2 separate regions of the Homo sapiens genome follow, and region 1 is linked to region 2. Evidence: chromatin contacts called from ENCODE Hi-C data. All regions are on one chromosome and are shown on one strand. Each heading gives the region's core, a stretch centred on a gene start or an enhancer-like site at or near the end of the contact. The rest is flanking DNA. Distances are from core to core; before and after follow the strand shown.

Region 1 (5,300 bases), core at 1,417-3,916, 1.2 Mb before region 2:
TGTGTGTCTCTGTGCATGTGTGTCCATGTATTAGCATTTGGTCCAAGCCTTGCTTCCAGAGCCACAGCCACCACAACAGCACCAGCTGAGGGAAAGGGCTGCTCGAATGCCACTGCCTCCCTATGCTGACGGGGACCTTAACCACAGGGACAGCCCTGCGTCTCTCCAGCCAAGGCAGAGGACTGGCCGGTTGGTCTCAGAAGGCAGTGGGTGGGCAGGGTCCTCATTCTCTGGCAGAGATTTCTTGGGCCTGGACTATGGGTGCTAAGGCTGCCGGGGAGTGGGGGCCCAGGAGCTGGGGATGGGGCACTGCTGTGGGGTGGGCTGCAGAGCCCACCTGAGCCCCTCCAGGAGGGGAAGGGGTCTCTGCGGCCTGCAGCCCCCAGACATCACTGTATATGGCTGGAGCCTACAGGCTGGAGGGCCGGGATCCACACTGCTGGGCCCCTGCTGATCCCTCCAACCCAGGGCTTCTCCCAGGGACCAGCTCTCCCTGCCATCCCTGACGCTCAGGCACTTAACTATTTGACAAACCGATAATGAAACACGCAAGGACGGGGACCGCTGGAGGCTCGTGAGGGCCCAAGCACAGGATCCATTCCCAGATGCCAGTGTCACTCCCAAGTCACCTGCGTTTGTAAATCTCTATTTTGGGTGGAGCCCTCTGGAAGCCCACGCCCCACTGTCTGTGGCCACTCCTCGCAGTCCTCAATGGAGGTTTCTGTAAGTTCTTCACGAGTCTCCTGGCTCTTCCCTCAGAGCAGCTGCCTCTAGATTACAACTGCCAAGTGCTGTTGGTGGCAGAAGCCCTACCTCCCCACTCCGAAGCAGCTCCTGCAGGAAACCTGGGCCTTGTGTGGCTGGGGAACTCCCAGGACTCCTGCCACGCAGGGGGACCCGAGGGCAGCTTGGGCAGGCCCCTCGCGGCCGGGGGCGGATTCGCTCGGCTACACCTGACCGGAGAGACAGGTGAGGGACTGGTCTTTGTGGGTCCTGCGGGGTCCCCTTGGGGCTGTGGCTCCCTGCCTTGCTGTCTCCAGGCGGGAAGGGGGTGGGAGCCATCCTTCTGTGGGAAGGGGTCTAGGAGCCCCGCTGCTGTTCATCCCCACTTCCCCTCGGCTTCCTGGCCTGTCCTGCGTGTAAAGGGAGCAGGCTGCCCTGGCGAGCTGGCCCCATGGCTGGCTCCTCTCTGCCTGGAGGGAAGGAAGGGCCCCTCCTCCTCCGCGTTGCCCCTCCTGTCTTCCAGCAGGGCCAGGTTCTGCCCACCCGTGGAGAAGGCCAGTACAGGGGAGAGAGCCAGGGCTCCCACAAAGCAGGGGGTCCCTCCAGGTGAGGCGCTCCATCCTGTAGTGTTCCCTTAAATTCTGCAAGCTACCCCAGATCCCCCATTTCCAGCCAACAAATCCTTTTTAAGTTCCTTTGAGATTTGTTCGTGTGGCTTGCTACACTCAGGACTCTGGAAAGAAGGCCCAGGCCAGAGCTTTGGGCAGGCGGCCATTTAGGGCAAGGGCCCTGTGTTGGCTTCCTGGTGGGGTTGCCCTGCTGGTGGGCGGGAGACCAAGAGCACCCCCGCAACACCAGGAGGCAGGTCGCGGATTGTGCTGTCTACACTCCGGAAGGGGTACATTCCAGGGGCTGCTGCCCCAGACTCACCCCTCGCCTGGGACCCGCACTCTTGAGCTGTGGGTACCACGGTGGCCGTCCCCTTCTGTTCTGTGCAGTGGACTTCCTGGCTCCTCCTTAGCCTTGGGGCCCCCACAGCCCTCGGCTTGGCTTCCCTCCCCATAGCCAGGCCCTGGGTAACTCCAGGGGAAAGTGACCCTGAGGCCCCCCACTTCTCCCCGTGTCCTGCACAGGCCTTGGGCTTTCGGCGGTGCTGTCTGCCGCAGCCCCACGCCTTCCTGGGAGAGTGGCCCAGGCCCCCCTTCCTGAGTGTGACTGCGCTGCCGTCTGCGAGGCCTGCGCGGGTCTCCCCCGGGCTGTCCCTGCTGGGATGGGGACTGGTGGCCCCGGGCCACGTCCTGGATCCGGCTTGCTCCTTGGTACAAGCCCGTACGGGTCACGGTCAGGCAGGAGGGCGGGCGGCGGGGTCCCGGGGGCGCCGAGTTCGGGGCCGTGCGGTCCCCAAGAGCAGGCTGTGCGTGTCCCTGTTGGAGCCCCACGAAGGCGGCCCAGGGCCACCCCTGAGGGCGCGTGGGCCCGACCCGCGTCCCGGATCCAGCTTGCGGCCAGGAATGCAGGTGTTCCAGGGTGCCAAAAGGAAAACGCACAAGGCCTCGTCGAGGAGGGGGGGTCAGGAGGGGACCGGGGGTGGGAAGAACGCGGGGGAGAGGGATGGCAGGGTGCCCGCCCGAGGGACCGACACCTCCGCGAGTGGCACCCCAGGATGCTGACGCCGGCGGGGGTGGGGGCCCGAGGGGCGGTCGGGGTCAGGGGGCGGCCCCAGGGGTAGGGCCGCAGCACGAGGGGCCGCGTGACCCCGGCGGTGACCGGGTGGGGAGAGGCCGGCGCCGGGGCTGGGAGACGGCCGTGGGTGGGAGGGTGCCCCGTGGGGACGCTCCTGCCGCAGCGCCCGGCCACGCGCGAGGCCCCGCCCTCAGGACGCGTTCGGCGGGACGGACCCGCCCACCCCGCAGCCGCGCGCCCGCCGCGCCGCCTTGTGGGCGCTGTAGTCCCGGAGTCCGCGTGCGCGGGGCCGGGTCCGGGAGCCCCAGGGCAGCCGCCCCGCCGAGTCGCAGGTACCGGTGGGGAACGGGGCCACGGGGCCGCGTGTCGGGGGCTGCGGGGTGTCTCGGGGCCCTGGGGTGAGTGCGGGGCGCGGGCCGAGGTTTGCAGGGCCCTGTGAGGTGAGTGTGGGGGCTGGCGCTGGGGTCCGCGGGGCCCTGGGGAGGGTGCGGGGCGTGGGCCGGGGTCTGCGGTCTGCAGCCTGGGGTCCGCGGGGCCCTGGGGAGGGTGCGGGGCGTGGGCCGGGGTCTGCGGTCTGCAGCCTGGGGTCTGGGGGGCCCTGGGGAGGGTGCGGGGCGTGGCCGGGGTCTGCGGTCTGCAGCCTGGGGTCTGGGGGGCCCTGGGGAGGGTGCGGGGCGTGGGCCGGGGTCTCCGCGGGGGTCGCGGTGGCCCGGGCGCCTGGCAGAACCGTTGCTGTGCAGCGGGTTTCCCGCCGCTCGCTTTCCGCCGCAGCCTGCGAATGGGGTGGGGAGTCCCGGCCCCCAGCCTGCCCTCCGCGTCATCCTGGGGCGCCAAGTCCCACCCCCGGGTCTGGAGGAAAGCGTGGATCCGGCGTTCGCGCCCAGGCACGTGTTGCTTCGGGACGGGCCAGCCGGTGGGTGAACCCTGCCAGCCACGCGTGGGGCGGGCCCCTGGCACATCTCCAGACCATTGTCTCCTGTGCCAGAAGCTTTGTAGGTGCAACTTCCCCTTGGAGCAGCTGTGGGTGCGGATCCAGCGGAGCAATCCCGAGGCGTCTCAGAGAGAGCCTGGACAGCCGCTGGAGCCTTTCCCGAGTGGGTCCTTCCAACACCGCTACAGCAGGAAAGCCATCCCCCTAGGGTCCTGTCCATCGGAAACTCCTGTCCTGGGGAGTCTGGCCTGCCTGGCCTCAGGACACAGGCCAACTAAGCTGGCCCCGAAATCCAGAATGCATCCAGAGGGAAGGTGGGATAAAGTCCTTGGAGGCGCCTGTTGGCCGCCCTGTAAAGAGGTGGCCTCCCCCTACGGAGACCCGAGGATCCCCGCACAGCCCAGATTCAATCAGCAGAGCCGAGGTGCCTCTGGCCCAGTGCACCTGCCTGCCCTGTCCAGGCCTGGGAGCCAGGCTGCATCTCACTGGCCGCCTTTGCCTGGGTGCCACCTGTGCACTGCTTGTTGCAATTGCTAATTGCTTTCTTTCCGAAGGGGCTTTGGTGGATTTTTATAATTCCAGATAGTACAGTTATCTCTGCTGGACACAGATGAGAAAGAGTGCTTCTCGGGTGTTTGGGCCTGCAGCAGTGATAGCCGGAGGGTCTAATTATGCTGTTAGGAACCCTGAACTTGGTCATCTGAACAGGGGTGGGAGGGTGTGCAATGCTTTCTTCTTCTTCTTTTTAAACTAGCAGGCGTTCTAAAAAACATAACGAACATTCTTGGTTAGCCTTCCAGAGTAGGAGCTGGTTTAAACACGGAATGATAGGTGGCGTTTGCTTGTGTTTTGATTGCGGGTCTCTGGCCTTCTCTGGTGCTTGGAAGGACAGGGCCTGGGTGGGGCTGGTCACTGTGGACAGTGGGGCCGGGGATTTGCAGGGGCTGTTACAACCTTCTCCTGAAGGCAGGGATTCTCTCTGCTTCCCCGTGGCCCTCCTGTCTGGTCGGGGACTTCCTTCAGATGCCGGGAAGAGGCCTCAAGCTGTATGGGACTGGGCTGGGGTCTGGACACTTGGAGTCTAGGCGTCCCCTGGCTTGGGGCTGCGTTTCTATGATGGTGACCAAGTTCCCTATCTTTCCTCTTGGAGGTGGTCTGGGCCGTGATGGCCAAGCCTCTGTCAGTGGGCTACGTTCACGGCACATAAGTTGAGTATGCTGGCAGCAGAGGCTGACTGTTAAGACCAGCAGCAGCCCCTTGCTGGCGGAGACTCTGGCTGTCTCTCCAAGGAAGGAATGTTCTGGTCGCTTCTGGAGGTGGCACCTTTCAGAACAGGGGGCCCAAGTACCCAGGGCTCCCGGGCCCCTGGGGGTCCTGTGGGTGGGGATCTGACTCCTGCGGCCATGGACTGTGGGCGCAGACCCTGGGCTTAGTTCAGCTCCTGATGGCTCCCCGTTGTCTGCGGCGATCTGGTTGCTCTGGTTGTCTGGGGATCGGTGCGCCTGTCTAAACCTGCTGACAGGTGGGAAAGTGAACTTGACAGGGAGTCCCAGGGCCAAATGGGTCTCCCAGTGGGGAGGAGTGGGTGCGGTCTGAGGTATGTCCAGCTCTACCCGTGGCCTCTCTGGGCATCAGGGTCCCTGGTGATGGAGCCCAACCTTTGTGCACTGATCTTCCCAGCTGTTGACAGGCCCTGAGGAGGCATGGAAGGTGAGGCCGAGGCAGGCGACCGTCAGATCTGCCTCGGCCTGGCAGTGGCCCCTGCCTGCGCTTCCTCCTGCCTGGCCGGCTGTTTTCATCCTGGCCCTTTGAGAACTTCTAGGGTCCTGGCTGCCTCCAATGGAGGGTGCTGGTCCCATCTTCTTCCCAGCTGTGCCCTGCCGTGGAGCTCCGGAAACCTCGAGGTTCCCCTAACCCTTCCCCCTCTTCCCTGCGGCCCCCATTGCAAGCCCACCAGCCTCTG
Region 2 (5,222 bases), core at 2,375-4,874:
CCACGGGGCCTCACCTAGGCTTCTCAGGACACAGCAGGTCAGGGTGTCAGCGGCGTTCAAACCAGAGTGAGTCCCATCTTGAATAGGCGCTGGGTGAAATGAGGCTGAAACCTGCTGGGCTGCCTTCCCAGACGGTTAAGGCATTCTAAGTCACAGGATGAGACAAGAGGTCAGCAGAAGACACAGGTCACAAAGACCCTGCTGATAAAACAGGGTGCAAGACACTGGGTAAAACCCACCAAAACCAAGATGGCGACGAAAGTGGGCTCTGGTTATCCTCGCTGCCCATTACACGCTAATTATAACATATTAACATGTAAGAGACACTCCCACCAGCACCATGACAGTTGGCAGATGCCATGGCAACATCAGAAATACCCTGTATGGTCTGAAAGAAAGAGGAAATCAGTTCTGGGAAATCCCCGCTCCTTTCCCATAAAACTCATGAATAATCCACCCTTGTTAAGCACATGATCCAAAACTACCATAAAAATAGCCAACCAGCCAAGCACGGTGGCTTATGCCTGAAATCCCAGCACTTTGGGAGGCCAAGGCTGGTGGATCACCTGAGGTCAGGAGTTCCAGACCAGCCTGGCCAACATGGTGAATCGCATGAACCTGGGAGACGAAGGTTGCAGCGAGCCAAGATCATGCCATTGCACTCCAGCCTGGGCGACAGAGCGAGACCCCGTCTCAAAAAAAAAAAAAAAAAATAGCCAAGCAGCAGCCCTCAGGGCTGCTCTGCCTATGGAGAAGCCATTCTTTTATTCCTTTACATTGTTAATAACTTGCTTTCACTTTACTCTGTGGACTCGCTCCAAATACTTTCTCGTGTGAGATCCAAGAACCCGCCCTTGGGGTCTGGATCGGGACCCCTTTCCAGTAACAAGGGTGAGCTCCGAGGCTGGAGTACCACTGCTCTACAGACCCCGCTCCTTCCACATGGGGCTCTTCATCACTGTCTCTACATCCAGCCCTCCATGGCCGCGAGTTTTGCATCTGCAGATTCAGCCAAACGCAGACTAAAAATATTCAGGAAAAAAAAAACAATTAAAAATAACATAGCCAGATGCAGTGGCTCACGCCTGTAATCCCAGCACTTTGGGAGGCCGAGGCGGGTGGATCACCTGCCTCGGCCTCCCAAAGTGCTGGGATTACAGGCGTGAGCCACCGCGCCCGGCCCAAAAATACAAATTTTTTAAATGCAGTATAACTATTTTTATAACATCTACATTGTATCAGGTATTATAAGTAATCTAGAGATGATTTAAAGTATGCTGAAGGATGTACATAGTTTATATGCAAATACCACACCATCTCATATCAGTGACTTGATATGAGATTTTGGGACTGATACGAGATATGGGATTTTGGTGTCCGTGGGTGTCCGGGAACAATTCCCCAGGGATGCGGAGGGACAGCTGTTGTATTGGTGACCGTGAAACTCTGATGATGTACCGAGTACACTAGAGGTACCCTGGGGCAACACAGTCTTCTTCTATTTCCCAAGCACAGGATGCTTCTCCCTCCCCATATTCAGTAAATATGAGCTGAAGGCCACTCTCTGGGAATTAACACAACACTCTGCTTTCGTCCCAGCCCCCCAGAAGCTCAGCAGCTAGCAAGAAAGATGAACACAAAGCCACACAGTTACAGCACGACAGCTGGGATCAAAGAGAAACACACGGTGCGGTAGGAGGGAAGCTCACTTCCTGGTAGAGGTTGTATAGTCACGGAAGGCTGCACGGCAGAGGCAGCATCTGCAATAGGCCTTGAGGGATAAGTAGGAGCTCACCAGGCAATGGAGTAAAAGGAGGAAGCGTGTGGCCCATTTGTGGAAGAGCATGAAATGGGTGTTGCTCGGGGAGGGCACACAAACATGAATCAACACTCTGTCCGTGCCTAAAGGGGCGCCAACTGCGGGGAGCACCATCGGCTCCGGAGGGCCATATCCAGCCACTCAGAGACAGTGGCCATGTTGCCTGGGCGGGGGTCTTGGCCACACCTGAGTCGTGGGCTCTGTGGGGAGGAGGGGCAAAGGGGGCTCTGTGGGGCCTGGGGGCAAGTCGGGCCTCTGGCTTTGGCAAGCTGTGCAGGGGGGCAGTCTTCTGGCCATGGACTCTCCCTAAGGCCCTTCCAGTTCCTGGACCCTGGGACTCTCTCTCTTGGGGTGGGGGCAGGTGTGGAAATGAGAGGATTAGAGGATGCATCTGTGTTCACACCACTGGGCCTCGCCGCGCGACAGTGCCCTTATGACCCTGAACAAGTCACCTAAACTCTGCACTTTGGTCCCTGCACCTGCGAGGCAGGATGAGGGTCAACTGTCCCCGACAGGAGGCTTGCAAGGGTTAGGTGGAAATGCTCTGTGGACTCTAAGCCTCGTATGGAGACAGAGGTATCTCCAGTGACCCTTCACTGAGGCCCTGAGGGGTCTTGGCCTGATCAGCTACTCCATGTGGGATCGGAAGGAAGAAGTCAGAGGTCTTACACACAAATCACGTCACTTACCCAGCATCAGACAGTTTGGAACTTTCCACAAAATACACGCATTCTTTCTTCTTGATGTTTTCAGGAATCCACGAACTGAGGCTTTCTTGCTGAAGGTAAAGACAGCACACTGAGATCTTCCAACATTCGAAAGAGCACACCCAGCCCCCTGGAGACACATCTGAGCTCCTTGAGGAGCTTTCACACTATTTGCTTGAAGGAAGGAAGCCTGCGCGACCCTGAGCCAAAGATTAGAAGCACCTTGCCAAGACTCTCCGGTGGGGATTCAGGAGGGAGGAATGAATCTAAGAAATCATTTCCTCTTGGGACCATTTTGAATGTGCGCGCACTTTACAGTTTCTACAGCACCACCACCTTCCTTGGGAACAACATGGTGTGGTGGAAAACGTGGAGGCTGGGGATCTGGGGACCTGGATCTTGCACCATCGGAAAAAGGGCAGCCACCCTCCTGCCTGCCTGGCAAGGGGACTGCAAGATGCCATGTGCTTTCAACATACTTGTGTCTTTGTATCCAGGGCTTTGGGGAAAGCTAGCCCAGGCCCAGGCCCTCCCAATCGGATAAAGGATGTGAAATCATTATGCAACAAGGTAAGCACGGGTAACAGATTTCCAGGACTCTAGCGCAACATTTTTGAGTTAACCCGGTGATTTCCCAATCAGACCAACCATGGGAAATGGTCATGCAACCCACAGAAGACGAGACACGCATCACCCTCCCCAGTTCTGTTCTCCCAAAGGTATGGTTGGGCAGGAGCCCCCAAGGTCAGCAGACCCTTTCCCACCCCCGTCGTCACAGCCTCAAGCTATGACCTGCCCAACGGTGACCTCCGTGGCCACGTGCCAACTGCAGGCTGACCAGCAGAAAGCCTACCTTGTCATTGTTGCCGAAGGGGCACTGTAGCCTCCAGCTCTTGAAGAGGCTGCTGTTGCTGCGCCGGAGATTGGAGACCATCCCCAGGTCAGTGACCCTTCTGGGCAGCCCCTCAAAGCCCTCCTCCTGCTCCGAGCCAGCTTTCCTCAGGGCTGAGGGCTCCATTCTGAGACCCCCACGCCAGCTGCAACCAGGCCTGCTGCCCTCAGGACAGTCCTCTCTCCAGCTCGCTACACTGGGGTTCTAGAGACACATGGGGTGGTTGCTGAAATAGATCAGAGACAGGAAGATGAGGCTGATGTTCTGAGAGGACCTGGCCACATGCTTCCTCATGTGAAGCCCTCATCCGGTTCTCTTCATCAGCCTGCACATGTTCCCAGCTGCCTGAGCTGTGTCCCTTGGCTGGGGCCCCCGGACACTCTGGGGGAGTACATGCACATGCGGGGGTCCCAGCGGCCGTTCATAATGGTAACAACCTCAGGTGACTGCAGGGCCAGAGAAAGAGCTCCCTCCCCCACGGGTGCAGCTGCACTGAGCACCGCACAGGGAAGTCTCCACCGCCAGCACCAGCTGCCAGCGACATGGTTTCGCAACTGTACAATTCTGCACAGCTCCTGCTTCCAGACACCAGTGACTACTTTCATATTCCAAAATTTTTTTAAATAGCCCTCACTGTCCACAAAGGAAGTTTCTTTTTCTTCTTGTTTTTTGAGACGGAGTCCCACTTTGTCGCTCAGGCTGGAGTTCAGTGACGCAGTCTCGGCTCACTGCAACCTCGGTCTCCCTGGTTCAAGTGATTCTCCTGCCTTAGCCTCCCCAGTAGCTGGGATTATGGGCGCCAATCACCACACCCTGCTAATTTTTTTTGTATGTAGTAGCAACAGGGTTTCACCATGTTGGTCAGGTTGGTCTCAAACTCCTGACCTCAGGCGATCCACCAGCCTCCGCTTCCCAAAGTGCTGGTTTTACAGGCGTGAGCCACTGTGCCCAGCCTAGAAAGGAAGTTTTGGGGAGTACCACATCTCTCCACTCCAGGAAAAAGACAATAATTCAAATGAATCTTTTTCTCTCATATCCTTTCCCCCTGGCTCTGATGTGGCCTTCATCACCGAGGCCACAAGAAGCCACCGGATGACTGCCCTCCCTTTACAAATGAGAAACATAAGCATGTTCAAGCCCTGCGGGGCCTCCCTGAGTCCCTGACACCCACAGTGTTCTCATGAGGTCATCCATGGTCATCCCCTGCCACTGCCCCAAAGGTGTCAAGGGGAGGGTTGCTGGGATGCAAAAGATCTGACTGGAATCCCCCCTCATCCCTGCCCTGAAACCAGATCTCTGGCCACGTCCTCTCCACTACACACGACGGTCACTGTCAGACAAGCCTTTGCTCTGCCGTCCCCTCATCACATTAGGTGACTGAGCCCCTCTTCGGGGCCACGCAGCTCGAAGCTCGGTGCCGGGCTCTTGGGGCTGAGCTACGGGCTGCTGTCCTGGGGCGGGCACTCTCAGGCAACCCCACCTCCCCCTCTCCCTCCTCCCCTTTGCCCCTTGGCCACACTCATTCCGAGACCCGTAAACTTCACTGGCAGGATGGCAGGGGTGCCCTGCCCGGCCTTTTCCTGCAGTTCTCAGAGCAGATGTTGTGCCGCATGCCAGTGGGGTCTTTCCAGGGCCATGAGCTGTCCCCGCAGCCACTGGCCCGGCTTCACAACCAGCTTCCGAGGGAAGCAGAGGGGCAGAGATGTCCCCAGTGGCAGGAGGAAGAGGAGGCTCTAGAGAGATCGCAGTGGCACCGCAAGGGGACCCAGACTGCAGGTGGCTCCCCAGGCAGGCGGTCCACCCT

The links. A loop is a pair of places that touch in the nucleus more often than their neighbours do. Pooled maps may share reads with other maps.
Region 1: a map with no recorded cell type shows a loop between it and region 2 (4-fold over the local background). The contact joins the promoter of SLC19A1 here to the promoter of TRPM2 in region 2. A Hi-C loop is called at or near these places in 1 of 168 maps with a recorded cell type or tissue (CD14-positive monocyte), 1 of 37 single-sample maps with no recorded cell type and 2 of 50 pooled maps.

What each region holds. Positions count from the first base shown.
Region 1 is chr21:45,539,806-45,545,105 of GRCh38, reverse strand. SLC19A1 (solute carrier family 19 member 1) reads left to right here and starts at 2,666. Exons shown (of 6, transcript NM_194255.4): 1 at 2,666-2,738. RefSeq lists silencers at 2,393-2,472, 2,513-2,822, 3,173-3,232 and an enhancer at 2,026-2,538.
Region 2 is chr21:44,352,023-44,357,244 of GRCh38, reverse strand. It overlaps TRPM2 (transient receptor potential cation channel subfamily M member 2), which reads right to left and starts at 3,624. Exons shown (of 32, transcript NM_003307.4): 1 at 3,380-3,624; 2 at 2,509-2,597. The coding sequence starts at 3,544. RefSeq lists enhancers at 3,149-3,198, 3,359-3,408.